Linked DNA regions of Homo sapiens: regions 1 and 2 are each linked to region 3. A link is a contact called in ENCODE Hi-C or POLR2A ChIA-PET data. All regions are on one chromosome and are shown on one strand. The core of a region is the stretch at or near the end of the contact, and the rest is flanking DNA. Distances in the headings are between cores, read along the strand shown. Region 1 holds the start of FOXRED2 (FAD dependent oxidoreductase domain containing 2). Region 2 overlaps MYH9 (myosin heavy chain 9). Region 3 has its middle 46 kb from the start of TXN2.

The links. A loop is a pair of places that touch in the nucleus more often than their neighbours do. ChIA-PET counts read pairs that join two places held with the same protein, here RNA polymerase II (POLR2A). Pooled maps may share reads with other maps.
Region 1: a pooled map shows a loop between it and region 3 (2.2-fold over the local background). The contact joins the promoter of FOXRED2 here to the enhancer-like site in region 3. A Hi-C loop is called at or near these places in 1 of 50 pooled maps. POLR2A ChIA-PET finds 5 or more read pairs at or near these places in 4 of 52 experiments (AG04450, BJ, WTC11 and 1 more).
Region 2: a pooled map shows a loop between it and region 3 (5-fold over the local background). The contact joins two enhancer-like sites. A Hi-C loop is called at or near these places in 1 of 37 single-sample maps with no recorded cell type and 8 of 50 pooled maps. POLR2A ChIA-PET finds 5 or more read pairs at or near these places in 17 of 52 experiments (AG04450, BJ, CD4-positive, alpha-beta T cell and 11 more).

Annotation. Positions count from the first base shown.
Region 1 is chr22:36,505,480-36,508,496 of GRCh38, reverse strand. It overlaps FOXRED2 (FAD dependent oxidoreductase domain containing 2), which reads left to right and starts at 1,457. Exons shown (of 9, transcript NM_001102371.2): 1 at 1,457-1,488; 2 at 2,074-2,601. The coding sequence starts at 2,075. RefSeq lists a silencer at 1,211-1,710.
Region 2 is chr22:36,327,248-36,330,555 of GRCh38, reverse strand. It overlaps MYH9 (myosin heavy chain 9), which reads left to right. Exons shown (of 41, transcript NM_002473.6): 4 at 3,068-3,095. Among named protein-coding and RNA genes, the nearest start is that of MIR6819, 42 kb to the right of the region's middle. RefSeq lists enhancers at 1,311-1,560, 1,539-2,168, 2,169-2,798. Within about 2 kb of position 1,740, at least 36 of the 41 ENCODE cell types and tissues checked have a DNase peak (open chromatin) inside an H3K27ac peak, as active enhancers do; they include CD4-positive, alpha-beta T cell, where a contact is called at or near this core.
Region 3 is chr22:36,434,535-36,437,681 of GRCh38, reverse strand. No RefSeq gene overlaps it. Among named protein-coding and RNA genes, the nearest start is that of TXN2, 46 kb to the left of the region's middle. RefSeq lists enhancers at 1,251-1,886, 1,908-2,037. Within about 2 kb of position 1,886, at least 16 of the 41 ENCODE cell types and tissues checked have a DNase peak (open chromatin) inside an H3K27ac peak, as active enhancers do; they include CD4-positive, alpha-beta T cell, where a contact is called at or near this core.

The sequences.
Region 1 (3,017 bases), core at 208-2,707, 71 kb before region 3:
GCCATGATTGTGTCACTGCACTCCAGCCTGGGTGACAGTGAGACTCTGTCTCAAAAAGAAGAAATAAGACATCCCTACTTTATTTTTGGCAAAGTATTCTGCCTGACCTCTCTGGTTGCAATGCTTATTCAACAAATGCTTAAACTTCCGTATGTCAGATACTGGACAATTTCTGCTCTGAGGGAGCTTTTCTCTGATGTTGACACAGACTGAAGAAAGTAAATGACATTCGGCCAGGCGCGGTGGCTCACGCCTGTAATCCCAGCACTTTGGGAGGCCGAGGCGGGCGGATCACGAGGTCAGGAGATCGAGACCATCCTGGCTAACACAGTGAAACCCTGTCTCTACTAAAAATACAAAAAATTAGCCGGGTGTGGTGGCGGGCACCTGTAGTCCCAGCTACTAGGGAGGCTGGGGCAGAAAAATGGCGTGAACCTGGGAGGTGGAGCTTGCAGTGAGCCGAGATCACGCCACTGCACTCCAGCCTGGGCGACAGAGTGAGACTCCATCTCAAAAAAAAAAAAAAAAGAAAAAGTAAATGACATTCTTTGGTAGGTACTTGTAGGCCTGAGAGGTCAGGAAAATTTTTCTAAGGAGTCCCCAGCTACGATTTTTAATTCAAAGAATCTCCAGCCATGCAAATCTGCAGGCTCGCAGTTCTTTCCACCTGCCCTTCCCCCAAGAACACTCAGCCCCATTTCACTGGACTTTGAAGGTTCCTACACTGACTTCGTATTTCTCCCCATGTAAATCTCATGCAGGGGCCACTTGCCACCCCTGGGAAGCCAACCTTCATCATCCAGTTCACGTTATCTTCCTCCTGCCATTTATCTTGCCTCCACTGAGTTTTAATTCCAGGCTCCACTTCCTGTGATTGTAAACATATCCCTTCATCCCTATGTCTCCATTTGACCAGTCAGCTACCAAATGTCGGAAACAATGCCTTGCCCACCTCTCCTATTTGGTGGAAGATTAGGACAGTCGTGTATGTTACTTGGTAAGCAGTACACTGAGTCACTGTAGCAAACGCTTGTTAATTGGCTTATCGGTCCTGGCTCCACCACGCTGGTTTCCAGTCCCACAAAACTGGGTAGGCCAACTAGTTTTAGCGTTTGGCTACATTCATGGAATATGAGAGCTAGGATTAGCTCCAAAAATCACGTGCTCCCCTCCCTCCGTGTAGAGAGGCACCTTTTAAAACGAAGGACCCAGTTCCCCATCCCGGATCTCCAGACCTTCCACCCTCGCGGGTGCGCGCTAGCCCCAGGCCCCTCTACCAGCCCCCGGAGCAGCGAACGCAGCACGCGCGCGCCTCTCCCGCGCTGGGCCGGAGCAGGCAGCCTGCCAGCTGGTCCCGGCGTGCCGCGCGCCGCGCACGTGACCCCGCCCCCTGCCATTGGTCCGGGCGCGAGGGGCGGAGCCGCCGCGGAGCAAGCGAGCCAAGCGCGGCCTCATTAGACCACGGGTTGCAGCCGGAGCGGCTGGGAGGTTCGCGCGTTTCTCAGGGTTCGGTCGGAGGCGGGGAGGCCGGAGCTGCGGGCGTAGGGACCTGGCGGCTCCTGAAGCGCACGCGGGCGGGCGGCAGGTGTGCGCGGCATCCCTGTCACGTGGCCGAAGAGCCTGGGGCGCGCGGACCCTGGCAGGGGGCGGGGCGCACGCAGGCCACACCCACTTCAGGCTCCCACCCGGTCGCTGGAGAGGGGCCAAGGCCTCTGGAAGGTCCAACCTGGAGGGTGGTTCAAAGGGGTGTTGGGCACCCTCAAATTAGGGGAAAATTGGGGAGTACGCTCTCCTTCCCCAGGGTGGAGGTTACTACAATCATAAGCGGGGAGCCGGTGCCCCTGAGGAAGGAGACCCTGAGGGAGATAAGATGGAGGGGCTCGGGATTCCGGGGAGCCCCAAGTCCCAGCTTGAAACGGTGGAGTCCGGGCAAATGAGCTCTGAGGACGGCTTCTGGGCCTGGCCGTGACCCAGATTGCAGTGAGAGTTCCCGCAGGCCCCGCCTCTTTCTGGGCCTCGTGTCTCCCAGCCGCCGGGCCGGGTGCGAGGCCTTACCCCTCTGATCTGCTGCAGGATGGGCCTCTCCGCTGCGGCCCCGTTGTGGGGTCCCCCGGGGCTGCTCCTGGCCATCGCCCTGCACCCAGCGCTGTCGGTGCCCCCGCGCCGGGACTACTGCGTGCTGGGCGCTGGGCCCGCGGGCCTGCAGATGGCCTACTTCCTGCAGCGCGCTGGACGCGACTACGCAGTGTTCGAGCGGGCCCCGCGGCCCGGCAGCTTCTTCACACGCTACCCGCGGCACCGCAAGCTCATCAGCATCAACAAGCGGTACACGGGCAAGGCTAACGCCGAGTTCAACCTCCGCCACGACTGGAACTCTCTGCTCAGCCACGACCCCCGGCTGCTCTTCAGACACTACTCGCGTGCCTACTTCCCCGACGCCCGCGACATGGTGCGCTACCTGGGTGACTTCGCGGACACGCTGGGGCTCCGTGTCCAGTACAACACCACCATCGCCCACGTCACTCTGGACAAGGACCGACAGGCCTGGAATGGCCACTACTTCATCCTAACTGACCAGAAGGGCCAGGTGCATCAGTGCAGGTAAGGCCGGTGCCAGAGCTCACCTGCGGAAGCTGGGACCTTCCCCACACGAACCACACACCTTGATTGGCCAGTAGGTATGGGAGGAATGGACGAAAAAGGGTATTTCGCTTTTTTTTTTTTTTAAGACGGAGTCTCACTCTGTCGCCCAGGCTGGAGTGCAATGGCACGAGGTCAGCTCACTGCAACCTCCGCCTCTCTAGTTCAAGCGATTCTCCTGCCTCAGCCTCCCCAGTAGCTGGGATTACAGGCAAGCACCACCACACCCGGCTAATTTTTTTATATTTTTGGTGGAGATGAGATTTCACGACGTTGGCCAGGCTGGTCTCGAACTCCTGACCTCAGGAGATCCACCCACCTCAGCCTCCCCAAATGCTGGGATTACAGGTATGAGCCACCGCACCCGGCCTTCAATT
Region 2 (3,308 bases), core at 491-2,990, 110 kb after region 3:
CAGAAGAGATGCCTCTGAGATCAGGAACAAATCCAGAAGAACCGCTGTGTGGAAAGATGGCAAAACAATGATGATAATACCTGCTTTGTACATTACAATACAATACCTTGTAAGGTTATTGGAGGCCACACAAGATAACAGACCAAAACCCTTCCTGAGCATTGGAAAGACCTTTTCGGTTGCATGGGGCCATGGTACGATTCGTGGTGCATCCGGCCGGTGGATTTAGGATACTAAGCAGTGCGGTAAGAGATGCAATGAGGAGGCCTCCCAGCAGTTTGCCTTTCAGAAAGCATTTGTCCAGATGAATGTTCCTGGCAGAACAAATCCAGATTTCTTTAAGGTATGGTTAGGCTGTGTTGACAGTGGTAAATTGGCTTCAGGAATTGGACGGGGAAGGCTGGAGAAGTGGGAGAGCTAGGGACGCTCGGGTGGATGGAGAGGAGACACTGAATTTGGCTCTGGGGTTTCGGAATTTGAAGTGTGTGTGCCTGTGCATACATCCGTGTGTGTGCATGGCTATGTACATACATGTATGTTCACATTCACCTGTGAATACATGTGCCTTGCGTGCCTGTGTTTGCACTTGTGCTTGTGGATATGCATCTGTGAATGCGTGTGCAGCTGTGTGCCTTGTGTGGATCTATGTATATGGCTTTGCACACGTGTGTGCGCATGTATTTCTGTGCACACGTACCTCTGTACACCTACCTCCATATGTGACTGTGTATGCACAGATGCTTGCGTGTCTATGTGTGTGTCCATGCCCTTGTGCGTGCGTGCGCCTCTGTGTGCATGCCCTCGAGTGTGTTTGGGGGCTCTGCTTCCTGTTGTTCAGCAGCAGAGCCTCTGACTCCTCCTCACACAATTAGAGGAATTCCAGCCATCCTAGGGACAGCCCTGGGAAAACGGTTCCTCTGGAAGGGTTGGGGAATGTTTCCTTTTATGGTAGCATTGGGCCGTTGGCTGCTCACGACTTGCCAGCACTCGCAGGTACATTCTTGCCTGCTAGTAGAGCCGGTGACTAAACATGCCCACAGCTGGGGCAGACCACAGGGAGACGCAGTGGGGGAGGGCAGGGGGCTGGGATGACAAAAATGTTTGTTCCAAACCCTTATCGGTTGCCACACTGTCGTTAGGGGCCAGCAATGAAATTGCTCTGTCTTCCCCAGGCTGTGGTTCCTGCCGCCTCCCTCCCTTCTGTCTTCCCGTCTGTCTAGTCGAGGATGCAGGTCTCTAATCTCTGTCCTCGCTGTGCAGGCTTGAAGGACTCGTGTTTTTTGAGAAAGGCAAGGGGGAGTAAGGCTTGCCTCCCCTAGAGCTTGCCTCCTGAGTAGTTTCCACATCAGAGAGCAGGGTGTGGGGTGTGTTTGTGAATGAGAGTGACCCAGCCCCTCTGCGCCCCCACCCCGTTGATGCTTAGGGGGCTGGGAGGAAGCTGCGGCCCAGGGCAGGGGCAGCTGCCATTGGTGTTGGGTGTGAGGTTTGTTTTTTCTTCTTTCTGTCTGGGCTTCCTTTTCCCTCCTGAATGACCAGTGGGCAGAAGAAGAGATTGGAGGCAGTGCCCAGCCCCACACGCTGCTGAGGTCAGGCATGCTAGAAAGCTCACCTCGGAAGAGGCAGGCAGCCTAGCTGGTCGGTGGCTACTGGTGTTGAACGGTTAAATGTGTCTCCTGAGGCCATGCACGTGGAAAGCCGTGAGTCATTCTCCCAGTGCCTAGTCACGCAGGGCCCTGACCAGGTGGTGCGAGCCACTCAGTGTGTCCTTCACACGTCGCTGAATCCGTGTTTCCACCCAGGGCTGATACTGTACCAACAGCCACGGATGCTCCCACTGCCCTGACAACGCCACTGCCACCCATCGTGGCGACGTCGCGTTGGGGAAGTCGGTATAGACAGCAACCGTTTGTGGAGCTTACTGTCTTTACAGGGACTGCGGCAGGTCCATTTTATGTGTTATTTCTATTTTTCAAACTAATCCTGCAAGGGAGTTAGTAGCAGATCTTACTTTGTGGATGTAGAAACTGAGACTCAGAATTAAATACCTCACTGCAGCTCAAATATTTGTAAGTAGCCTGATCCTGGATTCAGGCCAATTTGACTTCAAGGACGGTGAGGCTATTAGATGGGGCGGGATAAAACGGAAAAAAATGAGTTTATATTTTCAGCTGTTGCTTGAATACCCAGTACTGAACAGCCAGGATGCCTTAGTGTTTCTGGCAAACTTAGCTTTCAGAGTGTGGGCATTACTGCCCCTCCTGTACTGGGGGAGGGTGGGTATTTATAACCTTCCTTGCCGAGCAGTTCATAGAGCTGTTGATAGTTGCTGAAAGTTCCTGACACCCGGCTAGAGAACAGGTTGTCACAGAAACCCATCAGAAGCTGTCATTCTTTACAAGCTGCCTCTAAAGTGACATCATTGCACGCCTTCCACTTGCCAGACACCGTGCTGGTGTGTTCACATGTGTTGTGGACACAAGTACTGTTATCCCACGCTGCGGAGGAGGGAGCTGGGGCTCAGAGAAGCCTGCGCACCTGTCCCGGGTCTCAGGCTGTGAGGCAGCATCTTATCCCAGGGCTGTCCCGTTGCAAAGCCAGGCCTCGTCACCCCTCCTTCCCCAGCCTCTTAAATGGTGCTCCTTCCTTCAGTGGGGATGGTATTTAGAGCACCTGCAGCAGGCTTCTTTCTAACAGCTTCAGCCCCCCACCCCGTTATAAACACACAGGGCAGGTCCCACTCAGCTCCCAGGGAAGTCGACTCCTGGAGAGTTTTCCACACACTAGTTCCTCTAAGGTGGGAGACACAGAACTATTTCTGGTTTTCTGGTGGGGGCTGAACAGCGTGGGTGGACAATCTGAGCTCCTGGGCGGCAGGAGCAGCTGCCCAATGGCACTCTCCCCCGAAGATGCTCCTCCTAGCCAGGTGTGAGGGTAGACTGCGAGATCCCCACAAAGACAGCATCTGTGACACTGTGCTCCCTGTCTGGGAAACGGGCAGCTCTTTGGGAGCAAGGTGGGGAGGCTTTTGCATCTGGCGGGAGTTAATCTGATGTCTTCTTTGTTTCAGACCGAGAAGATCAATCCATCTTGTGCACGTAAGTATTTCTCCGTCTGGGTAGTGGTTCGTTTCACCCCAGTCTGTTCTCATTCTTGAGGTCTCCTACTGAAACCACAACTGGGGCTTGCAGAGTCCCCCATTCCCAATTCAAGGCCCCTCCTCCACTTCTCCAAGGGATAGGACTTCAGTTTGTGTGTTTGCTACTCAGTGGTCCCACTGCATGGATGAGCTCAATTTCAATCATCCTTCC
Region 3 (3,147 bases), core at 637-3,136:
AGAAATGAAAAGCCCATAGAGTGGCCAGGCGCAGTGGCTCACACCTGTAGTCCCAGCACTTTGGGAGGCCGAGGTGGGTGGATCACCTGAGGTCAGGAGTTCGAGACAGCCTGGCCAACATAGTGGAACCCCATCTCTACTAAAAATACAAACATTAGCTGGGCGTGGAGGCACGTGCCTGTAATCCCAGCTACTCAGGAGGATGGGCCAGGAGAATCGCTTGAACTCGGGAGGTGGAGGTTGCAGTGAGCCAAGATCAAGCCACTGTACTCCAGCCTGGGTGACAGAGCAAGACTCCGTCTTGGGAAAAAAATAAATAAATAAAAAGATCAGGCAGGGCACAGTGGCTCACGCCTGTAATCCCAGCACTTTGGGAAGCTGAGGCGGGTGGATCACTTGAGGTCAGGAGTACGAGAACAGCCTGGCCAACATGCTGAAACCTCGTCTCTACTAAAAAAATAAATAAATAAATACAAAAATTAGCTGGGCGTGGTGGCGCATGCCTGTAGTACCAGCTACTCATGAAGCTGAGGCAGGAGAATCACTTGAACTCGGGAGATGGAGGTTGCAGTGAGCCGAGATTGCGCCACTGTACTCCAGCCTGGGCAACAGAGCGAGACTCTGTCTCAAAAAAAAAAAAAAAAAAAAAAGATCAGACCTATTCTCCTGAGCTGGACACTGAGAGGCAGACGGGTAAATCATTTTATTGTTTGCTGAGGTCCCCCAACCAGGAAGTGGTAGTGCTGGAATTTTAACCCAGATATATTTGACGCCAAGGCTCAAACTCTTTCCACTGGGATTATTAACCCTTATCAGTACATCTGTGCCATGTTTTCAGGTAAGAAAACTGAGTAGTGTGATAAGCCGTCTGCCTGTGACACTTTATTTTTTGTTTGTTTGAGACGGAGTTTCGCTCTTGTTGCCCAGGCTGGAGTGCAATGACATGATCTTGGTTCACCGCAACCTCTGCCTCCCAGGTTCAAGCAATTCTCCTGCCTCAGCCTCCCAAGTAGCTGGGATTACAGGCATGTGCCACCACGCCCTGCTAATTTTGTATCTGTAGAGATGGGGTTTCTCCTTGTTGGTCAGGCTGGTCTCAAACTCCCAACCTCAGGTGATCTGCCCACCTCGGCCTCCCAGAGTGCTGGGATTACAGGCGTGAGCCACCATGCCCGGCCTCCACTTTAGTTTTACAAGGGCCCAAAGCAGGAACAAACCTCCAGTCCTGTGGCCTACAGGATGACAGCCTAAGCCCTCCTATCCCCCACTTGACCTTCAATGCCCATAGGGAACCTGCCCCAGCCCATTTCTCATCTGCTGTTCTGGTCATCTTCCCAAAAGACCAACCCTTTCCTTGCCTCCATATTTCTACACTTTGACACTTTGGGTCAAGTGGAAAAAGTCTGGTGGAAGAACTAGTTCTAAATATCAGCTTAGTCACTTACTTGCTGTGTGACTATGGGCAAGCCACTTGACCTCTCTGAGTCTCACTTTGCTCAGCTGGAAAATGAGAAAAGATATGCCTAAGTCTTAGCACTTGTCTGATGATTAATATGCATAAGCTGAAGGAATGAAGGGGGGGTATTTATTGTGCCCCTGCCGCGTGCCAGACCCGGTGAGAGACACTGGCGACGCTGTGGTGAACCCGGCAGTCACAGTGGCTGCTTTTCTGGGGACTGTTCTTGAAGTGGAGGGTGTGATCTATTGCAGCAGGAGGTTGAGTAACTGAGCCTTTGTAACTGTGAGCAGGATTCCTCCTGAGCTGAAGATGAGTGCCTTAAGCCAGGTGTGAGGGTGGGGAAATACCCTAATTTGACAGACGAGGAAAGGAAACTTCCCGCACTCCGCTTTAAGTGGTGGGGCCAGGATTCAAACCCAGGGGCTGCTTTGATGGGCCACCCTGGTTTCCTCTTGCATCCGCACTGCTGAGCAGAGAGCCCGGCACCTAGCGGGATATCAAAGACACAGAGGCCGCCAGCAGTGAAAGCTGTGTTGAAAAGAAGCTAGAGGAAGCTGGTGAAAACCAGAGGTTAGGAGGTGGGGACAGGGAAGGCCGTGAAGGGAGGGGCCTTTTATTGACCAGCCAGCCCTCGGCCAGGTCCCTGCCTCAGACGTGCATGTTGGCAGGAAGAACCTGGCTGGGCATCTCTGTGACTGTGGTTGAATGAAGGAGCACCTGAGCCTTCCTTTTTTTCTTTTTTCTTTTTTTTTCTGAGATGGAATTGTGCTCTTGTTGCCCAGGCTGGAGTGCAATGGCGCGATCCCGGCTCACTGCAACCTCCCCCTCCCACGTTCAAGCAGTTCTCCTGCCTCAGCCTCCTGAGTAGCTGGGATTACAGGCATGTGCCACCACGCCCGGCTAATTTTGTATTTTTAGTAGAAACAGGGTTTCTCCATGTTGGTCAGCCTGGTGTTGAACTCCCAACCTTAGGTGATCCGCCTGCCTCGGCCTCCTAAAGTGCTGGGATTACAGGCGTGAGCCACTACGCCTGGCGCACCTGAGTCTTTCTAGTCCAGGCTGAGCTCTGGGCCGTTCAGCGCTTCTCAAACCCACAGCAGTGCCTCATTGCAAGAGGAGCTGGTGGGATACAGGAGAAAGTGGGGAGGGAAAAGGCGGGTCAAGGAACTGAACTAGAGGCTCACTCGACAGTTCTCCAGGTCTTTGTTGTTTACTGAAGGAACCTTATGAACGTGGCCTTCGCACTCCCTGCTCTGTCTGTGTTTGTTTTAATATAACCGATTCCCTCCCCTCTTGCCAACAAAGGGTTGGAGTAAAACTGACTGCATAGAGCCTGCCTAACTGTGCACTGTCCCTCGCTGTGGACTCTGCACCCCTAGCGCAGGAGGGTCCCAGGGCTCCAGGGGCGAGGCCCCACAGGCACCCCCTTCCCTCCACACAGCCGGTCTTTCCCTCCTCCATTCTCAGACCTCACCCTCCCCACATGTCATAAAGGTCCTGTGCCCTGACCTCACTGAGTCACCTGTTTCTCTGTATCTCTATGTTTCTGTGGCTGCTTCTACCCCTAGACAGTGGCCTCCAACACTTAATTATGGTGGGCAGGGCCACGGTCTGCCTCCCTCGGTGTCCTCAGCACAGCAGGCCTAGCCTGGGTAGGTGGACCCTGGGAAAAGAAATGAGTGAATGAG